6 separate regions of the Homo sapiens genome follow, and all the other regions are linked to region 1. The links are chromatin contacts, found by Hi-C or POLR2A ChIA-PET in ENCODE. All regions are on one chromosome and are shown on one strand. Each heading gives the region's core, a stretch centred on a gene start or an enhancer-like site at or near the end of the contact. The rest is flanking DNA. Distances are from core to core; before and after follow the strand shown. Region 1 holds the start of FCHO1 (FCH and mu domain containing endocytic adaptor 1). Region 2 holds the start of BABAM1 (BRISC and BRCA1 A complex member 1). Region 3 holds the start of IFI30 (IFI30 lysosomal thiol reductase). Region 4 holds the start of ANO8 (anoctamin 8). Region 5 holds the start of PIK3R2 (phosphoinositide-3-kinase regulatory subunit 2). Region 6 has its middle 13 kb from the start of ARRDC2.

Evidence for each region. A loop is a pair of places that touch in the nucleus more often than their neighbours do. ChIA-PET counts read pairs that join two places held with the same protein, here RNA polymerase II (POLR2A). Pooled maps may share reads with other maps.
Region 2: a pooled map shows a loop between it and region 1 (5-fold over the local background). The contact joins the promoter of BABAM1 here to the promoter of FCHO1 in region 1. A Hi-C loop is called at or near these places in 6 of 50 pooled maps. POLR2A ChIA-PET finds 5 or more read pairs at or near these places in 3 of 52 experiments (BJ, HEK293 and OCI-LY7).
Region 3: a pooled map shows a loop between it and region 1 (6-fold over the local background). The contact joins the promoter of IFI30 here to the promoter of FCHO1 in region 1. A Hi-C loop is called at or near these places in 9 of 37 single-sample maps with no recorded cell type and 4 of 50 pooled maps. POLR2A ChIA-PET finds 5 or more read pairs at or near these places in 2 of 52 experiments (B cell and activated B cell).
Region 4: a pooled map shows a loop between it and region 1 (11-fold over the local background). The contact joins the promoter of ANO8 here to the promoter of FCHO1 in region 1. A Hi-C loop is called at or near these places in 2 of 37 single-sample maps with no recorded cell type and 10 of 50 pooled maps. POLR2A ChIA-PET finds 5 or more read pairs at or near these places in 2 of 52 experiments (SK-N-SH and activated naive CD8-positive, alpha-beta T cell).
Region 5: a loop to region 1 is called in a pooled map, with 6 times the contacts of the local background. The contact joins the promoter of PIK3R2 here to the promoter of FCHO1 in region 1. A Hi-C loop is called at or near these places in 1 of 168 maps with a recorded cell type or tissue (CD8-positive, alpha-beta T cell), 3 of 37 single-sample maps with no recorded cell type and 7 of 50 pooled maps. POLR2A ChIA-PET finds 5 or more read pairs at or near these places in 1 of 52 experiments (activated CD4-positive, alpha-beta T cell).
Region 6: a map with no recorded cell type shows a loop between it and region 1 (18-fold over the local background). The contact joins the enhancer-like site here to the promoter of FCHO1 in region 1. A Hi-C loop is called at or near these places in 1 of 37 single-sample maps with no recorded cell type and 2 of 50 pooled maps. POLR2A ChIA-PET finds 5 or more read pairs at or near these places in 4 of 52 experiments (B cell, Caco-2, MCF 10A and 1 more).

What each region holds. Positions count from the first base shown.
Region 1 is chr19:17,749,545-17,753,283 of GRCh38, reverse strand. FCHO1 (FCH and mu domain containing endocytic adaptor 1) reads right to left here and starts at 1,807. Exons shown (of 29, transcript NM_015122.3): 1 at 1,707-1,807. It overlaps FCHO1-AS1 (FCHO1 antisense RNA 1), which reads left to right and starts at 1,887. Exons shown (of 5, transcript XR_007067152.1): 1 at 1,887-2,068; 2 at 2,534-2,626.
Region 2 is chr19:17,264,954-17,268,692 of GRCh38, reverse strand. BABAM1 (BRISC and BRCA1 A complex member 1) reads right to left here and starts at 1,250. Exons shown (of 9, transcript NM_014173.4): 1 at 1,166-1,250. RefSeq lists enhancers at 762-1,473, 981-1,480, 1,741-2,200.
Region 3 is chr19:18,172,226-18,175,964 of GRCh38, reverse strand. It overlaps IFI30 (IFI30 lysosomal thiol reductase), which reads right to left and starts at 2,152. Exons shown (of 7, transcript NM_006332.5): 1 at 1,992-2,152; 2 at 743-925; 3 at 580-654; 4 at 268-360. The coding sequence starts at 2,123. RefSeq lists enhancers at 925-1,590, 1,718-1,787 and a silencer at 2,098-2,407.
Region 4 is chr19:17,333,179-17,336,917 of GRCh38, reverse strand. ANO8 (anoctamin 8) reads left to right here and starts at 2,063. Exons shown (of 18, transcript NM_020959.3): 1 at 2,063-2,353; 2 at 3,118-3,228; 3 at 3,364-3,496; 4 at 3,679-3,739. The coding sequence starts at 2,248. It also overlaps a transcript of GTPBP3 not described here. RefSeq lists an enhancer at 1-396 and a silencer at 2,121-2,560.
Region 5 is chr19:18,151,348-18,155,086 of GRCh38, reverse strand. It overlaps PIK3R2 (phosphoinositide-3-kinase regulatory subunit 2), which reads right to left and starts at 1,924. Exons shown (of 16, transcript NM_005027.4): 1 at 1,793-1,924. It overlaps MAST3 (microtubule associated serine/threonine kinase 3), which reads right to left. Exons shown (of 28, transcript NM_001393504.1): 28 at 3,400-3,739. RefSeq lists silencers at 1,054-1,273, 1,584-1,963 and enhancers at 2,074-2,353, 1,659-2,551, 3,094-3,173.
Region 6 is chr19:18,019,690-18,023,428 of GRCh38, reverse strand. No RefSeq gene overlaps it. Among named protein-coding and RNA genes, the nearest start is that of ARRDC2, 13 kb to the right of the region's middle. RefSeq lists enhancers at 692-1,241, 1,716-1,765. Within about 2 kb of position 1,913, at least 36 of the 41 ENCODE cell types and tissues checked have a DNase peak (open chromatin) inside an H3K27ac peak, as active enhancers do; they include B cell, where a contact is called at or near this core.

The DNA of each region.
Region 1 (3,739 bases), core at 558-3,057:
TTAGGAAACCTAGTTTGGTGGCAGGGGTAGGGTGGTGAGCATGCTACACTGACATCCCTAGGGGAAAAGCCCTAAATTTCCATATCATTTCTTAGCTTCTGTCCATGACCAGGACCCTAAGCATCTCCAAATCTCTTAGAGCTGTGCTGACTGGCATGGGAACCACTAGCCCCATGTGGTGACTTAATTTTTTTTTTTTTTGGAGACAGGGTCTCGCTCTGTTGCCCAGGCTGGAGTGCAGTGGTGCGATCATAGCTCACTGCAGCCTCCACCTCCCAGGCTCAAGGGAGCCTTGAATAGTAGCCTCCCGAGTAGCTGAGACTACAGGCTCACGCCTGAATAATTTTTGTATTAAGTTTTTTTTATTTTTTTATTTTTTCTGGAGACAGGTTCTTGCTCTGTCACCCAGGCTGGAGTGTGCAGTGGCATGATCACAGCTCATGGCAGCCTCGACTTCCCAGGCTCAAGTGATCCTCCCATCTCAGCCACCCGAGTAGCTGGGACTACATGTCTAACTAATTAAAAATAAATTTTTTTTTTTTTTTTTGTAGAGACTAGGTCTCACTAGTGTGGCCCAGGCCAGTCTCGAACTCCTGAGCTCAAGCCATCCTCCTGCCTGGGACCCCCAAAGTGCTGGGATTACAGCCATGAGCCACAACCCCTGGCCTTAATTTTTGTATTAATTTTTGTATTAATGTTAAACCAAGTAAAATTAAATACAATTGGCTGGGCGCAGTGGCTCACGCCTGTAATCCCAGCACTTTGGGAGGCCGAGGTGGGTGGATCACTTGAGGTCAGGAGTTCGAGACCTGCCTGGCCAACATGGTGAAACCCCATCTCTACCAAAAAATATAAAAATCAGCAGGGCGTGGTGGCACACACCTGTAGTCCCAGCTACTTGGGAGGATGAGGCAGGAGAATCACTTGAACCTGGGAGGCGGAGGTTGTAGTGAGCCAAGATTGCCCCACTGCACTCCAACCTGGTTGAAAGAGTGAGATTCTGTCTTAAAAAAATAATAATTAAATACATACATACATACATACATACATACATACAATTATATGCCCAGCTCCTCAGCTGTGCCAGCCTCTCTTCCAAGGCTCAGTAGCTACATGGGGCTGATGGCTGCTGTATTGGATGGCCAACATTGTTCTAGAAGATCCCAGGAACCAAGGAGCCCAAGTTCCCCAGAAACCAAGAATCTCACTACTGTTTTCACAGTTTCAATTAGATTGCCTCACCCCACCTCTGGCAGACAGATACACATGGAGCACCAGTATGTGTGCGACCCTGTACCCAACTATTCACACGCATCTGCTCATCCAATCTTCATGCCATGCCCTCAGAGGCAACCCCAACTTTATGAAGGAAACCGAGGCACAGAGAGATCAATCATTGGTCCCGGCTGACTGTGATTTTGCCCCTGGTCTGTCTGCCAATGACCTCCTGTTTGAAACCATCACGCGTGGCTCTCTGGGTTTCCAAGCTCCCCTTGCCGCCCCCCTAACCCAAACCACCACTCACAGCTGGAATGGGGGACGGGGGGCAGGGCAACGGGTGGCCCCATGCAGGCTTTGGCCAGCCCAGGAAGTGACACCTGCTACTTCTCCTGAAACCCAGGCTCCGGGCAGGGGGGCCTCCCCTCTGTTCCTGAGGGGGGCCAAGGCGAGATGATGGGTATCTACTGGCCAGGGCTCAAACTCACCGGACAGGGTAGCGAGTGGGATGGGGCCCCTGTCTGACGGGGCAGGCGCCAGGAGACAGCCACGAGGCCACTTCCGTCAGCACCAAGTTGGAGGCTTGTGTGCATGGGTTGGGGGGGGGACAGGAAGCTCACCCCGCCCCGCCTACCATCCAACCGCCACCTTTCCTCCCCCGCCCGATCAGCACCCATGGGACCTCCCTGGAACCACACAGGCCATGGGTGAGTAAACAAGAGGCGCTTGAACCTGGAGCCCCCCGGCCTGAACCTGGAGCTGTTCTTACCGAACAAATATTAATCATGGCAATTGGGAAATAACTGAGCACCAACCCTGGCCCAGGCATTCAACATCTTGCCATCCTGAGGTAGGCCGATACCCACTTCACAGACTGGGCAAACTGAGGCTCAGAGAGGGAAATGCGCTCAGAAAGGGGAAGACATGGCCAGGCGCGGTGGCTCACGCCTGTAATCCCAGCACTTTGAGAGGCCAAGGTGGGTGGATCACGAGGTCAAGAGGTTGACACTATCCTGGCCAACACGGTGAAACCCCGTCTCTACTAAAAATACAAAAATTAGCTGGGCGTGGTGGCCCATGCCTGTAGTCCCAGCTACTCAGGAGGCTGAGGCAGGAGAATCACTTGAACCCGGGAGGTGGAGGTTGCAGTGAGCCAGAGGTTGCAGTGAGCCGAGATTGCGCCACTGCACTCCAGCCTGGCGACAGAGCGAGACTCCATCTCAAAAAAAAAAAAAAAAGAAAAGAAAGGGGAAGACATTTTTGCATTCATGAGCGCTTTCCTTCACTACAAAAGAAATTTAAAATTATATTTTAGGTGGTGGCTGATGCCTGGAATCCCAGCACTTTGGGAGGCCGAGGCAGGTGGATTGCTTGAGCCCAGGAGTGCGAGAACAGCCTGGGCAACATGGTAAAACCCCGTCTCTACTAAAAATACAAAAGTTAGCTGGGTGGGGTGGCATATGCCTGTAATCCCAGCTACTCGGGAGGCTGAGGCAGGAGAATCGCTTGAACCCAGGAGATGGAGGTTGCAGTGAGCGGAGATCGAGCCACTGCACTCCAGCCTGGGTGACAGAGAGAGACTCTGTCTCAAAAACAAAACAAAACAAAACTGTATTTTACAACTACATTGACATAAAGACAAATATATTAATATTATACACAAAAATGTTTCCTTCAACCCAAGAGTTCATTTTTTTCCCTTTGGATTTTAAAAGAAGTGAAAACATCAACCTAGGGACCCCTAAAAGCACTGTGAGCCTGAGACACTGGGCATTTTGGGTCTGATGGAGAAGTCAGCCCTGCTAGAACCCAAGTCTCCCAGCCTGTACAGTACCAGCACAAAGCCCAGAGATGGCCGGAGACTTGCCCAAGGTTACACAGCACATTGCCAGCTGACTCAGAGGTCCCCATCCTGCCTTCCCGGCACCAAGTCTTGCAAACCTGGGGCTGAGACATGTGAGCAGCCCCAGAACAGATAAAACAAAGCAGGAACCACATCAGCAACAAAGGCAAGACCCGAGCTCCCATCCTGGGAATCGAGTGGTGCCTGGCTGGGTGTCCGGAGCCGCTGACGTCTTGCCTGATGACCTTGGGCCACTCCTGACCTTCCACGATCTGGCTTCCAGGATCCTGGGAAACAGGATCTCACATTTCCCTCTCTCTTGGACCCCAGTGTATGTACAGTAGGGCCAGTAGCAAGGGTTTTCTCATCCTTCCCACGGACCAGTCACTTGGTTCAAGCAGGTACCATGCTGTTTCAATGACCCACTATGTCATGTCTCCCCTCTTGGCCTCGCCACCTGGGCTGCGATCACAGACAATCTGGCTTGATTCTCGTCACCACACCTCAAGGCAGTATCTTATCTCAACCAGCACCACGATGGGGAAACTGAGACACGTGCCCCAGGTCACACAGTGACTCGGGCCACCAAGTGGGAATCTGAGCCAGGGATTCTCAGAAATTTTCTGTCCTCCCCATGGGTCCCCTCCCTCTTCCTCACTTCATTTGGCAAACATCTAT
Region 2 (3,739 bases), core at 1-2,500, 480 kb after region 1:
CTTTGGGAGGCCGAGGCAGGTGGATCACCTGAGGTTGGAAGTTCGAGACCAGCCTGACCAACATGGAGAAACCCCGTCTCAACTAAAAATACAAAATTAGCCGGGCGTGGTGGCGCATGCGGATAATCCCAGCTACTCGGGAGGCTGAGGCAGGAGAATCGCTTGAACCCGGGAGGGGAGGCTGCGGTGAGCCGAGATCCCGCCACTGCACTCCATCCTGGGCAAAAAGAGCGAAACTCCGTCTCAAAAAAAAAAAAAAAAAAAAGATTGGTTACTAAGAAGGAAGAGGGGCGATGAGCCGCTTACTGATGATGAGTCACTCCTCTTAGGGAGTCACTTTCCTCAGCTGCAGAATGGCTGCCTTTTACACCTCTCAGCCGAGCAGCCACTCCGACATAAGATAACAGTCCCCCCTCTTTTTTCCTCTTTTTTTTTTTAACGTAGTGCTAGCCCCATGCCCCTACTCGGCCAGTGAGCACATCCCAGCTCTCTGGCCACTGAAAATGGCTCAGGGATGGGCACATGACCCAAATCAGGCCATTGAGTGGCAGCTCTGCAACTTCTAGCAGTGTCATCAAGGAAAAGAGACTCTCATTAGAGTTGCAGAGCTGGTAGAATAAAGTTGAGAGCTGTGAGGGGCCCCTTTTGCCTCGGTAAAAAGCGAAATGGTCTCCACCGAGAAAACTGCAGATCGAATTCTGACCACCTGGACCCAGCTCCTGTTAGACCCAATCTATAAGCCACCAACTTCCTTTTCTTCCTTAAGCCAGATTGAGTAGGGTTTTCTGTTACCTAAAACTGAAAATGTCTTGGTGAATAAGGGAATAATAACCTCTAGGACACCCTCGTCCCTAGCGGGTGTCTGCATGAGGGAGAAGCAAAATATTAGTACTGTGGTTCCCCTTGGAGAGAAACAGGACGCGAATGGAGCAGTTTGTCTATCTGGGAAATAGGCACGGGCTTCCCAAGATGGTCTTTGAGCGCCTTGCAGTCCCCACACCTCTAAGAAAAACAAGGCTTTAGCGGCAGCAAGAAGGATGGAGGCTACACTGCAGGAGAAACCAGAAATAAAGGCGGAAGCCCCAGGAAAGGCGAGGAGCTGGATCTCTTGGGGCAAAGGGAGCTGGGCCCCTAGGAACGGGCCCCACACGCTTTCACCACCCACCTTCGGCTCACCGTAGCCTGAACCTCCTTCTAAATCAGCCGCCGACTCACTAGGAAGCCGCCATCTTTACAGCCGGAAGTTGTACGGCGCAGCCCCGACGCCTCCTGGGAAATGTAGTTCAGCGGGCTGCAGAACAAGCAGAGACAGAAACTGGTTGAGGCTAGAAAGAACTTGGAAACTGATAGGCTGAAACTGGGTTGGGGGTGGGGTTTGGAGTGAGAGCTGCCTGGAGCTGGGTGCGGCGGGACCTGGAATGTGATTGGCTACACTGGAGCAAAGTATGAAATGTGATTGGATTAAAAAAATTAGTGAATTTTTGTTTTTGGCCGAATCAGACTACAATAGTCAGTGCTTCTACCGTGATAGGCTGAAACGTGGAATAGAGGTGGAGCTTGCAATGTGATAGGCTAAGAGGGACGGAGAAGGCCGATTTAGGGAAAGAGGAGGAGCTGATTGGTGATTGGTGGAGCTGGCCTGAGCCTCCATGTGGGGCAGGTATTCCCATGTGGGTGTGGCCTGAGCATCCAGGGCCCTTCCCAATTACTTAATTCTTGTTCCTTATTTTACATATATTTGCATGAATCAAAAAATACTTACTCTGGTCTTATTGGGTCACTGTAGGTGGAGCGAAGCTAAGTCGGGCCTATTTCAAGCCTACCTCTTTTTTCATGGCTTTTTTTTTTCTTATTTTTAGAGACAGGGTATCGCTCTGTCGCCCAAACTAGACTGCAGTCACGCGATCATGGCTAGTCACTACAGCCAAGCGATCGCTCAAGTAGCTGGGACTACAGGCGAGGACCACCGCATCAGACTACCCTAGGCTTCCTTCCTTTTTTTTTTATTTTTATTTTTTAGATGGAGTCTCACTCTGTCGCCCAGGCTGCCGTTGTCTTCTTAGTGCACACTTCCCCCTTAGCCCCAGAAGTATTTATTTATTTATTTTTATTTTTTTGAGACAAGAGTCTTGCTCTGTCGCCCAGGCTGGAGTGCAGTGGCTCAATCTCGGCTCACTGCAACCTCCACCTCCAGGGATCGAGCAATTCTCCTGCCTCAGCCTCCCAAGTAGCTGGGATTACAGGCATGCACCACCAGGCCCGGCTGAGATATATATAGTATTTTTAGTAGAGCTGGGTTTTTGTTGTGTTTTTTTTTTTCGTTTTTGTTTTTGTTTTTTTGAGATGGAGTCTCGCTGTGTCACCTAGAGCGGCTCTTTGAAGGCTCTAAGCCTTTGCCCAGGAAGTTCCTTCTGCCTGGAATGCTGTTCCTCCTGTTGCTTTTCTGGCAAGTTCTTTATGCTTCAAAGCTCACCTTACACAGCCCCTCCGGCTATTCTCGAATTAGAGCCTGGCCAATGTGGCCGGCTTCTTTGACCCTCAAAAAAAAAAAAACAACTGAGGAGTTGGGGGCAGTGGCTCACACCTATAATCCCAGCATTTTGGGAGGCTGAGGTGGGTGGATCACGAGGTCAGGAGTTAGAGATCAGCCTGGCCAATATGGTGAAACCCCGTCTCTACTAAAAATACAAAAAATTAGCTGGGTGTGGTGGCGCGCACCTATAATCACAGCTACTCAGAAGGCTGAGGCAGAAGAATTGCTTGAACCCAGGAGGTGGAGGTTGCAGTGAGCCGAGATCGCACCACTGCACTCCAGCCTGCGTGGCAGAACAAGATTCCATCTAATAAAATAAAATAAATAAATAAACTGAGGCTTCAAGTGGCTCTTAAATGTTTCTGGGGCTGGTGGGGTCGGTGGCTCATGCCTGTAATCCCAACACTTTGGGAGGCTGAGGTGAGTGGATCACCTGAGGTCAGGAGTTTAAGACCAGCCTCGCCAACATGGGAAAAACCCATCCCTAGCCGGGTGCGGTGGCTCACGCCTGTAATCCCAGCACTTTGGGAGGCCGAGGCTGGCAGATCACTTGAGGTCAGGAGTTCGAGACCAGCCTGGTCAGCATGGTGAAACCCTGTCTCTACTAAAAATACAAAAATTAGCTGGGCATTGTGGTGGGCACTTGTAATCCCAGCTACTCGGGAGGCTGAGGCAGGAGAATTTCTTGAACCCAGGAGGTGGAGGTTGCAATGAGCCAAGGTTGCGCCACTGCACTCTAGCCTAGGCGACAGAGCAAGACTCCATCTCAAAAAAAAGAGAACTGTCAGCCCACAATGAAGAGACAGGCAGAGAAGAAAAGTTCACAGGGGAGCCAAATAAAAACCATCAGCTCACGGGAACATTCTAGCTCTTTTTTTTTCTTTCTTTTTGAGACAGGGTCTTGCCTTATTACCCAGAATGGAGTGCAGTGACGTGACCACGGCTCACTGCAGCCTCAACTTCCAGGTGTTAAGCAATCCTCCCACCTCAGCCTCCTGAGTAGCTGGGACTACAAGCGTACGCCACTACTCCTGGCTAATTTTTATATTTTTTGTAAAGACGGGGGTCTCGCCATGTTGCCCAGGCTTGTCTTAAACTCTTGGACTCAAGCGATCTGTCTTCCTCAGCTTCCCAGAGTGCTGGGATTACAGGTGTGAGCCATGGTGCTCGGCCCATTCTAGCTCTTGAGAAATAAAATCCAAGAGT
Region 3 (3,739 bases), core at 903-3,402, 420 kb before region 1:
AGGCTGAGGCTGGAGAATCACTTGAACCCTGGAGGTGGAGGTTGCAGTGAGCTGGGATTGCGCCACTGCATTCCAGCCTGGGCGACAGAGCGAGACTCTGTCTCAAGAAAAAATAAAAAAATAAATAAAATAAAGAAGGGTAGTTGTTTTCCTGGGCTGCACAGACAGCAGTGGTCAGGGCTAGGACTTGAATTTGGGTCTGCCTGGATGCAGGGAAGGTTACCACCCATGTCCCCCTCCTTGGGTGGAGTGAGGGGCGTCACTCACTAGTGGCAGACTTCTCTCCATGTCCTCAAACTCTTCCATGCAGACAATGGTCAGGAAGGCTAGCTCCATGTCAAGTTCATCCAACACGCAGGCCTGGGGTTTGGAGAGGGGGCAGGAGAGGGCATGAAGAGGGCCTAGGGTACCCTGACACCCTCTCGTAATAATCACCAGTACCCACCCAGGAGATAGGGAATAAAGATGTGATTAAATGGGAGCACACGAGGCAGAAGACAGAGCTGGCATCCTCGTATTTGCCTCCTGTACGTGGGACAGTTTTCCCCCACCCCAGTGTGGGGCCCTGGGGCCGCTCACCTCCACCTTGTTGAATTTGCACTCCTCTTCTCCATGCTGGCACTTGAACTCCCACCTGCCACTGACATTTTGTTCCTGCAAGGCAGCAGGGTGAGAGCCTGCTGGTAGGCTGGGTCCCCTGCTCCCCTGCCCACGTGCCTCAGTTTCCCCAGCGCCCACACACCTGTGCGTTTCCGTAGGGCACCAGCGTGACATTGAGGATCTCCATGACCAACAGCCATGTTGGGAAGAGCTCCCGGATCAGGAAGGCTCGGCAGCCACCGCACAGTGCTTCATAGTAGAGGGTCACATTGACAAGCGGTGCATTGGACTTCTTCAGGGGCCCCCGCAGGTATAGATTGCCTGTCTGTGGATTAGGAAGGCGTGGGAGGCAGGTGTAGCCCTGGGCAGTTCCCCACTTCTCTCAACCCCACTTGGTAGTCTTGTAGAAAGGGGGCTGTGATACGCAATTCATCTTGCACGCCTTCCAGAACTTGCCAGGTGGAATCTTGACTTTGAGACTTTTTTTTTTTTTTTTGAGATGGAGTCTCACTGTCGCTAGGCTGGTGTGCTGCGGCACGATCTCGGCTCACTGCAACACCCGACTCCCTGGTTCAAGCAATTGTCCTGCCTCAGCCTCCTGAGTAGCTGGGATTATAGGCACATGCCACCACACCCAGCTAATTTTTGTATTTTTAGTAGAGACAGGGTTTCTCCATGTAGGCCAGAATGGTCTCGAACTCCTGACCTCGTGATCTGCCTGCCTCAGACTTCCAAAGTGTTGGGATTACAGGCATGAGCCACCGCCTCCGGCCTTGGCCCATGCTCATTTCTTGTCACTTCACCTGGAGACCTTGCCTCTGAGCTGAGCAAGGGATCCACGTGAACCCTTTCCAAGTCCGACTGAATAGAGGCGGCACCTAATAGGTGCTGACTTCCGGCTTCAGCTGAGGGGTGGCGGGTGGCCCATGTCGCTGGAGCGGTGAGCAAGTCGCTCAGCCTCTAGGGCATCTGCCTAATAGGTCCCAAAGACACGCGAGCCCTGCCCTGGCTGGAATGAATGCATCAAGGGTAGCAGCAAGAATGCATGCCGGCGGCCCTTGGCCAGCTGCTGAACTTGTGCCCTGGGCCACAAAAGGAGACCCCAGCTCCTGCCCCAAAAGTACACAGTAGGCGCTCATTGAACCCTTGGGCGGGACTAGGCGGGTGGAGGCAGCTGCGCCTCTCAGATGCGGGATGCGAAAGCGAAACGGCACGGAGGGAGTGTGGCCGCAGCGCCGGGAACTGAACAGGGTTTTTCCAGGAACCCGGCAGGGACAGCGTCCCCTCGGGGCCCTGGTCTTCCCCTGTGAAGTCTGGGGAGAAAGAAGGAGCCGCGTGCCCCGACAGGGCGCCTGTTCCCTCCAGCCTGCCCGCCCTGTCGCCGTCCCTACCTTGTAGTTAACTGGTGGCCCATTCCCAAAGAAGTCTAACGCTTGCAGAGGGGACGCCTGCACCGCCGCCGTGGGGACGTCCAGCAGCAGCAGCAGCGGTGGCAGGAACAGCAGAAGTGGCGACAGGGTCATCGCAGCAGGGGCAAAGGTGTGGCGACTGCAGCGGCTGCCTGGGAAATAAGCGCCTTTAACCAGGCGGCGGTCCCGCCCCTAACCCGGGCCCGCCTCCCGATGCCCACGCCCCTCGGGTCCCGGGCCAGCGTCTCTCCCTCCTCCACTCCTTCCTCTGAGTGTCCCACCCCCACCCCTGCCAGGTGCTGGGTCCCCAGTCACGAGGCCATTGGGCCCCTTGGCAATCAGCCCTGCCCAGGCACGTGAGCCCTGGCGCAAGACTACCTTTAGGGGAGGTGAGGTGGGGCCTTTGAGACAGACACAGGCTGAGAGGAATGGTGGTGTCTCCACGCACCCCTAGACCTTCTAGGGGCGGCTAGGGGACTTGAGGCCCGAGACCCACTCTCAGAGTGGGCCTGTGACCTAACAGGGGTGACGTCGGATGGAGGCTGGGGATGGGATGGAGGCCGGGGTTTTGGGGGAGTAACTGAAATATTCAGGCCCCCGAGAGTGGGCAAGGCCTGTGTGGCCAGGTCTCCTCCCTCCAGTCTCGCCCGTGACCTCCCTCACACCCAACCCCCACATCCTGCCCCTCAACCCTTCCCCCCTCAAACTCCTGACCCCGACGCTCCAGACCCCTCACCGTGGTCCCGTGGGACTGACTCAGGCTTGACCACAGCCACGCCGGAAAGCAGAAGCTGGCGCAGGGAGTGGCGTGTCATTTCTCTAGGGTACCCACCCAGCCCCACTTCTGGCTTGGGGTGAAGAGAACTGGCCTTCCTTCTTTTCATCGTTCAAGGCTTGTGGGGGGTGGGGGGCAACCTGGCCTTCAAGGGACGCCCATGGGGGAGAGAGGCAGCCTGTGCTGTCTGGGATAGGGGTGGGGTGGCTTGGAGTCCACCTGGCTTTGGATTTGAGTGACAGAGCCTCAGCTTTCCCTTCTGTGTAATGGGGAGAAGGATAAGGTTTGGGGAACAAGAGTCACCATGGAGGGCTCAGAGGCAGGTGGGGGAGAGTTGTCCCAGGCTGGGGCTTCTGGATGGCATGGTCAGGCCTTGGTGCCTACACAGGACAGTGGCCCCAACAGTGAAGGCAGAGAGAATAGCCTGGAAAAAAGGCCCAGATGGAGGCTGGAGTGTTGGGGGAATAACTGAGACATTCCAACCCTGCCAGGCCTTACATTCAGGGCAAGACACATCGGATCCTAGGGAAGAAAATGTCCCACACCCAGCTGGAAGATATACCTGAGTCCCCAGCTGTGCCCCCCTCTAGTTGTGGGGAAGACCCTGGCCACACACACAGTAGCTGGTTTGGGAGCCGGAGCTTCTCTGAAGTCCCAGTGGCTGGATGGTCCCCGAGCCCATCCCTCAGACGACCAAACCGTTGGCAAAGGCTCCCCAAGACTCACCACCCCAACTTTGGTGCTTACCCTATGCCGGGTGGGATTGAAGAAATAACCATAAATATAATTGCTACAATTTTTCCAGTAGTTACCAGGCACCAGCCCTATTGGAAGAAATCATAAATGTAACCCTACAATGTATTGCTCTCTGGCTTGGTGCCAGGCATAGAGTGGGCCTACAACCCATTTTATCATTGAACCCTCAGAAGCATCCAGTTGGGGCTGGGGGTAGGTG
Region 4 (3,739 bases), core at 814-3,313, 420 kb after region 1:
GATCCCCTCCTCCAGGAAGTCTTCCTGGAACCCCCAGCACAGCCCTCTCTCCACTGTGGACTTCCTTGGCTCTCTGTCTCTCTGGTCCAGGTCTGCACCTGCAGAGCCAAGTGTCCGGTCAGTCTCTGGCTCCCCGAAAGCCAGAAAGGGGAGCCTCGGAGATTGCTTTCAGGTTAACCCAGGACAGCACTGAAACTCGGAATAAAGCGCTGATGGTGGAATTCCAGGCACTGGCTGGGCGGGGTCTCCGGGAGCGCCTTCGCATGGCGGATTCTCTGGTTCTGGATCAGAGCGGGCGGGCGGCGCACTTGCGTGTTAAGAAAAATCTGTCTGACAGAATAGAGTTCTAATACCCCCTTACCTCGCCCTGCTCAATATTTTTATTTACTTTATTATTTTATTTTATTTTATTTTTGAGACAGGGTCTCACTCTGTCGCCCAGGCTGGAGTGCAGTGGCGCGATCACGGCTCTTGCAACCTCCAACTTTTGGGCTCAAGGGATCCGCCCGCCTCAGCCTCCTGAGTAGCTGGAACCACAGGCGCGAGCCACCATGCCAGTCTAACTTTTCGGTGTTTCTTTTTGTTTGTTGTTTTTGTTTGTTTGTTTTGTTTTCGTTTTTTTGGTGGAGACGGGGATCTCACTACGTTGCCCAAGCTTTTTTTTTTTTTTTTTTTTTTTTTTGAGACGGGGTCTCGCTCTGTCGCCCAGGCTGGAGTTCAGTGGCGCGATCTAGACTCACTGCAACCTCCGCCTCCCAGGTTCAAGCGATTCTCCTGCCTCAGACTCCCAAGTAGCTGGGACTACAGGCGTGCGCCACCATGCCTGGCTAATTTTTTGTATTTTTAATAGAGACAGGGTTTGGCCATGTTGGTCAGGCTGGTCTCGAACTCCTTGCCTCAGGTGATCTACCCGCCTTGGCCTCCCAAAATGCTGGGATTACAGGCGTGAGCCACTGCGCCCGGCCGAGGCTTTAATATTTTAAGTTGTAAAATAGGAACAAATGATGACATATTTATATTTCATCTGCCATTCTCTAGTTGTTACATCTGTAACAAGCTAGTTATTACATCTGTAACAAGCTAGTTGTTACATCTGTAACAAGCGTACAGCAAGCGCCTACTGTGTGCTCGCATTGAGAACCAGACCTGGCCCCTCGTTCCTACCCTCGCTGGGCTTTCAGTCTAACAGACTGAGCTACTCAGAATAGTCAGGGGTTGGCCAAATGCCAGGTAAAACCCAGGTCGCCCAGCTAAATGTGAATTTCAAATAAACAATGAATAATTTTTTAGTACTAGTATGTCCCATGTAGACATAGGACATAGAAACATTTATGTATGTATGTATATATATGTATTTGAGACAGGGTCTCGTTCTGTCGCCCAGGATGCAGTGCAGTGGGTGTGATCTCAGCTCACTGCAGCCTTGACCTCCTGAGCACAAGCGATTCTCCTGCCTCAGCCTCCCAAGTAGCTGGGATTACAGGTGCGCCCCGCCCAGCTAACATTTATTCTTTTATCTGAAATTTACATTTAACTAGACGGACTGTATTTTTATTTGCTAAACTTGACAACTCTATGGGATCCTCTCCGAGGTTACATCCTGAAGGGAGTCGGTGTTAACCGGACGAAGAGTGCATGAGGAGTGTTCTAGGCAGCCAAATGGTGCGTGCAAAGTTCCTAAGCAGGGCTTGCTGTAATTATGTATCACAGCCCTACTGGGGTGGTTGAAGTTATTGTCACCAGGAATCTTCCCCAACCGGCCCGCCCCTCCCACGTCCTCCCTTAGTCAACTTACGCCCATCTCACATTCCAAACAGCGTCTCCAGGGTCCGGAGTTTGCAGATGGGGAAACTGAGGCTCCGAGGCGGGGACCAGAAGAAAGCATGGGTGGGGACAAGTTGGAGAATGCACCATCAGTGCGGGCGGGGACCAGCAGCAGGGAGCGAGGTAGGCGGGCGAGAAGGAAACCCAGAAAACAACACGGGCGGAGACGCGAACCAAAGAACTAGGCGGGCGAACTCAGCTGAGAACCCTAGAGTGACGTGCATCGGGCCGGGAAGGAGAATCGAGGTTCGGCTCGGGCGGGGACGAGAAGCAGCGCTCGGGCGAGCGAGGACCGAGGCCGGCGCGGGCGGGCGCGGCCTTTGTCTCCTCCTCCCGCGCGCTCCGCGGCTGCACCGGCCCCATGAGCCCGCGGCTCCCCGTCGCCCGGGCCGTCCGTAGCCCCTGACCTGACCTGTCCTCGCCATGGCCGAGGCCGCCTCCGGCGCCGGGGGCACGTCCCTGGAGGGCGAGCGTGGCAAGAGGCCCCCGCCGGAGGGCGAGCCTGCAGCCCCGGCGTCCGGAGTTCTGGGTATGTGTGCGGCGGCTGGACCAGACAGGGTTGCAGGTGCCTGGGGAGCCCGCGTCAACTACACGGGGAGGAGGATCAGGGTCAAACGTAACCTGGCGTGGTGTCTGGACGAGGGGCCGGCTCCTCCCGGCACTGCGGCTGCGGCCCGGCGGGCGGGGCTGGGACGGTGCTTCGGGCTGGGGTCCCGGCGCGGAGACGCGGACACGCCCCTCCGAGAGCCCCAGGCTTGGGCTGCGCCCTGCCACCCCCGGGCTGCGGGATCGCGGCGGGCCAGGGATGTGCTTGAGAGAGCCTCTCCGCGAAGAATACAGAATCATACGGTCCTGGGTTCAAATCCCAGCTTGACTGTGTGACCTTGGGCGCGTGACTTAAACGCTCTGGGCCTCAGTTTCCTCACCTGTGAAATGGGGGTAAGAACCGCACCTAGTCCCTGGGGCTGCTGCAAGGACGGCGCTGTCATAATGTGGTGAAGCGCTCAGGGCTGCTAGTGAGCGCCCCATCGATTGTGGTTTTGGAGGCGGAGCTGGGCCTCAAGAATGAGTAAGATTTGTAAGGGAGGATCTGGGGGGAAGGGCATTTCTGGAGGAAGGCCTGGCTGGTACAAGGACGTGGAGGGAGGAAAATAAGCCAAGCCCAGAGCTCCCGGGGCCTTGAATGCCAGGTGGAGTGGTGAGGAGCCCTGGCGGGGGCAGGAGGAGCCAAGACTGGAGGCCGGGTCCGGATCCCAGAGTGGCCTGACCCGGGCCTGCTACGCCGCCCCCTAGATAAGCTTTTCGGAAAGCGGCTCCTGCAGGCTGGTCGCTACCTGGTGTCCCACAAGGCGTGGATGAAGACGGTGCCTACAGAGAACTGCGACGTGCTGATGACCTTCCCAGGTACCCAAGCCCGCCCGCCCGCCCGCCCAGTGCCCAGATGCGGCTCTCCTGAGCTCGGCTTCCCAGAACGGGAATACGTAGGAGGCCTTGGGCCCCCTCGTGGCAGGAGCCATCGGTCCCTGTGCCCCTTGGCAGACACGACCGATGACCACACGCTGCTATGGCTGCTGAACCACATCCGCGTGGGCATTCCCGAGCTCATCGTGCAAGTCCGCCACCACCGCCACACGCGTGCCTACGCCTTCTTTGTCACCGCCACGTATGAGAGGCGAGTCCCCTGTCCCTGGCCTCTCGCTGAGCCTGCCACCCGACTCCCCGCTCTACCAAGTGCCAACCATGCTATCCAGCCGCCCTGCGTTTGTCCCAAAGGCTGCCAGGTGCACCATCCTCAGCTCCAGGATGGTGGGCCGGGGCCTCCCTGTGAGCCCACCTCCTCCGCCTTCTTCACAGCCTACTCCGAGGGGCCGACGAGCTGGGTCTGCGCAAAGCAGTGAAGGCCGAGTTTGGCGGG
Region 5 (3,739 bases), core at 675-3,174, 400 kb before region 1:
GCAGGCCACCACACCCAGCTAATTTTTGTATTTTTAGTAGAGACGAGGTTTCACCATGTTGGCCAGGCTGGTCTTGAACTCCTGACCTCAAGTGATCTGCTCGCCTTGGCCTCCCAAAGTGCTGGGATTACAGGCATGAGCCACCTTGCCCAGCCTTTTTTTTTTTTTTTCCAATAGAGGTGGGGTCTTGCTATGTTGCCCAGGTTGGTCGCAAACTCCTGGGCTGAAGCAGTCCTCCTGCCTCTGCCTTCCAAAGTGTTGGGATTACAGGTGTGAGCCACCGCGCCCGGCCAGTAAACAGGCTTTTCATCACCCCTGTTACAGATGGGGAAACTGAGGCTCAGAGCAGGGAGGTATCTAGGGCCGTGCAGTAGGCCAGGAGGAAGCCAGGACTTACACCTAGATCTGCCGACTTGGCCCAGTTGGACATGAGGGGGCAGCAGCCAGGTGGCCAGATACCTAGGGCAGGGAGGACGCAATGGAGGCCACTCCGGGTGCTTTGGGAGCTCCATAGAGGGGTCAGGCCAGCTGAACTAAGAGGTAGGGAACAAAGTCCAGGAAGAGGCCTCTACACAAGCAAAGGCCTCGAGGTGAGTCCAAGCAAATGGACCTCCAGTCTCTGCAGAGGAGGAGTGAGTGGGCTGGCAGGTAGCTCCAGCCTGGGGCCCAGAGTAGGCACAAAATGCAGATGGGGAGGTGCTTAGAAGGAACCTTAGCCCCAGGCAGGGACAGGGAGCCAGGAGAAGGTGGGGGTACTGCAGCTGAGGAGGAGGGGAGGCTGCCGGCAGCAGGGCATTGATTATTCCCCAGGAGTCCCAGCCTGGGGAGGCGGAGATAGGCACACATTCCCAGCCTAGCCCTGCGGGTTCAGACGCCCTGTGATGGACAGGGCTAGGGTCGGGGGATGGACGTGCTGTTCTAGAGAATGGATCATCACAGCGGATAGGAAGGCGCGACAGGCAGACGGAACGGCACATGCAAAGCCTTGGCAGTGGGTTAAGTTGCTTGTCAAGGATTCAGGGTGGCTATAAGGATAGGTGCTATCCACCAAGAGGCCCGAGTGTCAGGTGGAGGCTCTGAGCATCCTTCAGTCACGGGGAACCCCAAGAGGTGTCCGAGCAGGGCGGAGGGGCGCCACATTCTCGGGTGCCCAATTTACCCATTCCTAGGCCTCTGTTACCCTCATTCTACAGGTGGGGAAACTGAGGCCCCGAGAGGGGATGCCCAGAAAACCGCCTGGATCTGCCTGCCAGCCCGCCCCCACGCCCCGGTGTGCGCGCCCCGGGAGCAGCGCTCCCCGAATCCGGGAGGCGGGAGGGGCGGGGCAGGCAGGGCTGGGGGCTCCGCGGGTGAAGGCAGGGCCTGAGCGCTCACACAGACGCGCACTTGGGTCTGCGTGGACCCGGCCACCCGGCTAGGGGACCGGAAGTGGGTTCGACCCCCGGCCCTCCCGCACCCCATTCTGCCCCGCACAATGCCTGGGCGCCCCTCGGTACTATTCGAAGCCCCATTCCAGGCAGGGCCTCCCTTCATTTGGGGCCTCGGCTCCAGTCCGGTATCTTGGACGCGGGGAGTCTCTCCCCATTCTGCCCCGACCGTCCCAAGGAGGCTGCACCGCTGCGGAGCCGAGCCCGAGGCCCCCCCTTGCCTGCGGCCCCCCCAGTTCCCGCGGGGCCCGACGCAGCCTGGCGCTTGCGTTCTGGCTTCCACCGGGGCCCGGCACTGCCCCCGGGCGCCCCGCATTTAAGCACACTCCCAGCCGCCCCCGCCACGAGGGCCAGTCAGGACTCACCTGGTCGCGGCCGCCACCGCCGCCGCAGCCGCCGTCACACCAAGCCAAGCCCGCCCCGTGGCTCCACCGCGGCCACCGTCGCCGCAGCCGCGGGATCCCCGCCTCCGCCGCCGCCACGGTTCCGAGCGGCCTGGCCCGCCCCCGGCGGAAATGCCCGAGCGCATTCGAGCCGGGCGGATGAACCGAGGCCGAGGCGGAGCCTGAGGTAAGGGGGCACCCGAGTGTTTCCGGAAGTAGCCGAACGTAATCCCGCGGGACTGGTGGACTAGAGGGTGCCCCCGAGACAGCCGAGCGTTTCCAGAGGTAGCCGAGTGCAATCGGGTCGGCGAGGGATCCGAGACTGGGCTCGGCTGGGCTTAGAGACGCCCGAGCGCTTTCGGAAATGGCCGAACACTCTCTACGGCCGCACTGGCACAACTGAGGCTGATCCCCAAGACCGCGGAGCGTTTCTGGAAATAACCGAATGTGCTCAGTGCCCAATGGAGGCCTTGGGAGTTTAGACCCAGAGGCGACCGCCAGCTTATGGGAATTACTGAAGCATAGATGGTTCCAGGGGACAAATGAGGCGTTCTCAAGCTCAGCAAACAGGGGGCAGTAGAGTGGGGAAAGGGCCTGCCGCAAAAAGCAGAAGTCGGAGAAAGCCAGGGTTGAAGGAGTTTCCATGGCAACCCAGAGCGTCCGGAAACAGCCAACGATCTCGACCCCTACGGGCACTAGAATTTAGCGGACTTGAGCCTAGATGCCGACGGTTTCCGGAAATAGCCGAACGCACTCGGAGATGGGGCTGTAGCCAAGAGTGTTTGCATGCCGGCTGAGCGCCCCGGAAGTAACGGATTGCTCTAGGGCTGGGCCGGGTTCGGCTAGAGGGAGTTTTATGGCAGAGCGCAAGCTAAGACCAGGATAGAAAGGACGCGACGATTGCTTATTTTGTTATTATTTTTTGAGACGGAGTTTCGCTCTTGTTGCCCAGGCTGGAGTGCAATGGCGCTATCTCGGCTCGCCGCAACCTCCACCTCCCGAGTTCAAGCGATTCTCCTGCCTCAGCCTCCCGAGCAGCTGGGATTACAGGCATGCGCCACCACGCCCGGCTAATTTTGTATTTTTAGTAGAGACGGGGTTTCTCCATGTTGGTCAGGGTGGTTTGGAACTCCCGACCTCAGGAGATCCGCCCGCCTTGGCCTTCCAAAGTGCTGGGATTACAGGCGTGAGCCACCGCGCCCCGCCGCTTATTTATTTTATTAACATAGCCCAGGGCGCCCAGGAGGTCGAGGCTGCAATGTGCCGTGATTGCGCCACTGTACTCCAACCTGGGTTACAGAGCGAGACCTTGTCTCAAAAACATAAAAATAAAAAACATAGCTCAGGGCCCAGATGTCTGGAGGAAGCTTTTAAAGGCAGGGCTATGATGGAGTACTCGCAGGGAGAGGGTAGCAGGAGGCTGGTACCAGCGATGGCATCAGGAAGAATCTCAACAGCGAACTGCTATGCAGTCCTCAAAACCCACTTGCAATGACTTTGAGCCATGGGTCTATTTCACTCCGCTCCCCTCCCCACTCTTCCCTTCCTCCTTTCTCAGCCCCTCACAAATCCAGACGTTGGAGCTCATCTTTGTAAATACGGGCTTTTATTCACTGCCAGCTCCAGGATGGAAGGAGGGGGTGAATCATGCACAGCCTTGGTCTACCCTCCAACACTAGGCAGTGCTGGACAGGGGACTCAGAAAGGGAAGCAGAGTGGGCTGTTGATGTCTGGAAAGCTCCCTCACCAGAGTGCCCAGTGGGTCACACAGCATCATGGGGGATGAGCTGGGGCTGGAGTCGGCTGTATCTGACACCAGACCCTCCATTCAAGCTCCCTTGATGACAACGCCCACAACAGGGTCTGGCTGATGCTCCGTTCTGCCACGACTCCTGCTGGGTGATCGTGGGACAGGTCTCCGCCCCTCGC
Region 6 (3,739 bases), core at 664-3,163, 270 kb before region 1:
CAACTGCTGGCCACCAACAAAGCAAACCCGGTCCTGCCCTTAGGGGGCTTGTAGGTGGGAGAATTGAGCACAGAGACAAATAAACACATTTAAACCGGGCACGGTGGCTCACGTCTGTAATCCCAGCACTTTGGGAGGCTGAGGCGGGCAGCTCACTTGAGGTCAGGAGTTCAAGACCAGCGTGGCCAACATGGTGAAACCCCGTCTCTATTAAAATACAAAAATTAGCCGGGCGTGGTGGCAGGCACCTTTAATCCCAGCTACTCAGGAGGCTGAGGCAGAAGAATCACTTGAACCTGGGAGGCGGAGGATGCAGTGAGCCAAGATCGTGCCACTGCACTCTAGCCTGGGCAATAGAGTGAGACTCCATCTAAAAAAATAAATAAATAGTCACGCGCAGTGGCTCACGCCTGTAATCCCAGCACTTTGGGAGGCCAAGGCGGGTGGATCACCTGAGGTCAGGAGTTCAAGATCAGCTTGGCCAACATGGTGAAACCCCGTCTCTACTAAAAATACAAAAAATTAGGTGGGCGTGGTGGCGTGCGCCTGTAATCCCAGCTACTCAGGAGACTGAGACAGGAGAATCGCTTGAACCCGGGAGGCGGAGGTTGCAGTGAGCCAAGATTGCGCCACTGCACTCCAGCCTGGGCAACAAGAGCAAAACTCCGTCTCAATAAACAAATAAACACATTTGCAGATGCCTCTCTATGCTCCAGCCCCATGGGGCCACTGGGGTGGCTGAGGACACGCCTAGCTCCCACCTGCCTGCTGTGGTTGCACAGGCTGTTCCCTCTGCTTGAAATGCCTTTCCCTAGTTCCTCTTCATCCATCAAAGCCCCAGCTCCAATGTCCTCTCTTTCTGCAAGGCCTCTCAGGACCCTCCAGCCTTCAGCCTTCCCTCTGGTTCCACCCTGACTCCACAGGGATCTGAGGTTGTGTGAGTCCTGCTCTGATCTTCACCAGTGTCCTTGGGACTCTGATCCACTGCCATCATCATGCGTCCAAGATGGTTTTCCTTACTTCTAGGCCTTCTTCCAGGGAGTCTCCAAACTCGTAGCATGATTGGCTCAGGCAGGATCACGTGCCCAGCCCTGACCCAATCCCTGTGCCTGTGATAACAAAAGGCTCCAATTGGCCAAGTGTGGTCACATGACCACACAGGAAACCAGGAAGTGGATCTGGGTCTCAGAAAGTGGGGCAGGGAGCCGGGCACTGTGGCTCACGCCTGTAATCCCAGCACTTTGGCAGGCCGAGGTGGGCAGATCACCTGAGGTCAGGAGTTTGAGACCAGCCTGGCCAACATGGTGAAACCCCATCTCTACTAAAAATACAAAAATTACCTGGGCATAGGGACAGGCGCCGGTAATCCCAGCTACTTGGGAGGCTGAGGCAGGAGGCGGAGATTGCAGTCAGCTGAGATCATGCCACTGCATTCCAGCCTGACGGACAGAGTGAGACCCTGTCTCCAAAAAAAAAAAAAAAAAAAAGGGCAGGGCAGGTAGACATTCCTCCAGACCCCTGTGTTAAGGACTTAGGGATCCCCTTGCCTGTACCATCTTGGCTGGTGGGCCTTGGCGAAGTCACTTGTTCCCTGTGTCTCAGTTTCCCCACTTGTCAATCAGGCCCAGCAGGGTTGAAGTGTTGGAGCACAGGGGGATCCATCCCCTCTCTGATCATTCTTGGGCTGAGTCCTTTTTACCCCGCACCCACGCCCTCATCTTTTATTGTTGTTTTCTGTGGATCCTCCCAGATCGGGCCGCGCAGTCCACCCAGCCCAGCGTGGCAGGCACTGATGGCCACCGGCTGAGTCACCATTTCCTCCTGGCCCCTTGCCCGGGCCCAGTGCTTTCTGGGGACTTTCCTGAACATCAAAAACAAGGTGGGGGGTGGGGGGGTGACTCCCGGGTGAGGGAAGCTAGGGCAGACACGCGTGTGTTTGGATAGGTTTGTGCATACCCTGGCGTGGGTTCAAAGCCCATGTCTGGGCCCCACCTGTAGGATCCAGGCCATAACCGCATCCTCCTAGGAGTTGGGGTACTCCACATGTGAGCACCTGGTGAACACTCTGTGCCCGGCTGCTTGTGCCCGAGTTCACTGGCTGGTGTTTCTATGTTGCTGACAGGCTTATGTGTGTGCGTGTGTGTTTGCACGTGTGTGTGTACATCATGACTGCCCTGTGCCTGGAGCCCAGCGACAGAGAGGCCCAGCCCCTCGCTCAAAAGGTGCATCTGAACTCCAGCCGCCCCTGCCCCTCAATGCACCCAGCTCCTCGCTCAGAAAGGTGGATCTGGTGGAGATAACTCCCTGGGCCAAGGCAGGGGGGCTTGGGAAATCCTGCTGCATTAGGGTGCAGGGGTGGCGGAGGCAGGGTGAGGCAGAGGTGGGGTGGTCAGAACTGTGGATCCACATGGATGAGCCTGGGCGGGCTGAGCTTTGGGAGGAATAGATGTCAATTGTAAAAACCTTCACTAAGCCACCTACTGTGTGTTCAGGGTGCTGGGACACAGTGGGGACCTGGTGTAATAGACACCACATCAACAAACAAGTGAATATGTAACCCCAGGGACATGGGGAGGACCAGGAAATTAAATGCACTGGGGCAGCAGGAGGGGAATTTGGGGTGCCCGGGCCTAGGGACAGAGGGGACTTGCTGAGAAGGTGATGTGAGGTCTCAGATGTGCAGGCGGAGGAGGTCTTGGGGAGATCTAGGGAGACAGAGTGCCAGGTGGAAGGTATGGCTGGTGCAAAGGCCCTGAGGTGGGCACGAACTGGCAGAGGGGCTTTGGCTTCATTCAGGAAGGTCTAACCCCACAGCAGGATGGGGAGCCATCAGGAGGTTGTGCTGGTGGGGCCACCAGGACAAGCTGTCCTGTAACTGGAGCTCAGCAGGAATGCGTCCCCCTCCCACCCCCACCCCCACCCCATCTCTGGCGCTCTTTGCTTGGGACAGAATGTGCTGGGAGGAGAGGCTGGCGGTGGCCGCGCCTGGTGGCTGGAGCGGGGAGGCTGGAGGATTCCTGAACAGTGGCCCGGCTGGGCTGGGCTCCCTGCCAGCGTGGGTGGGAAAACAAGCAGCGGGCGCCCTGACTGCTTGTCACCCCTTGTCCCCCAGCTGGCCGGGCCAGGGCAGGAGGCAGAGATGGTGAGAGAGTCAGGGACCCAAAGAGACAGAGAGATGGTAGCCAAGAGAGATAGTGAGAGAATCAGAGGCAGAGGGAGACAGAGACAGGGAGAAAGAGACAGAAGTACAGAGGCAATAAGACTGAGAGACAGAGACAGAGACAGTAAGCAAGACAGATATTGAGAGAGAGACAGAGATGGGAAAGAAAAGATGGTGAGAGTCAGAATGAAACAGACAGAGACACTGAGAGATAGAGACCTAGCATTTGACTCTGCATGGGGGACACGTCTGACTCTAGGAGGTCTTGGGAGCAAGTGCAAGGGATGACACCTCCACCCCCATCAGAATCTTCATCTGAGCTGGGCATGGTGGCTCACGCCTGTAATCCCAGCACTTTGGGAGGCCAAGATGGGCAGATCACCTGAGGTCAGAAGTTCAAGACCAGCCTGGGCAACATGGTGAAACCCTGTCTCTACTAAAAATACAAAAATTAGCTGGGCGTGGTGATGGGTGCCTGTAATCCCAGCTAGTCAGGAGGCCAAGGCATGAGAATTGCTTGAACTCGGGTGGCAGAGTTTGCAGTGAGCCGAGATCGAGGCTTTCCACTCCAGCTTGGAC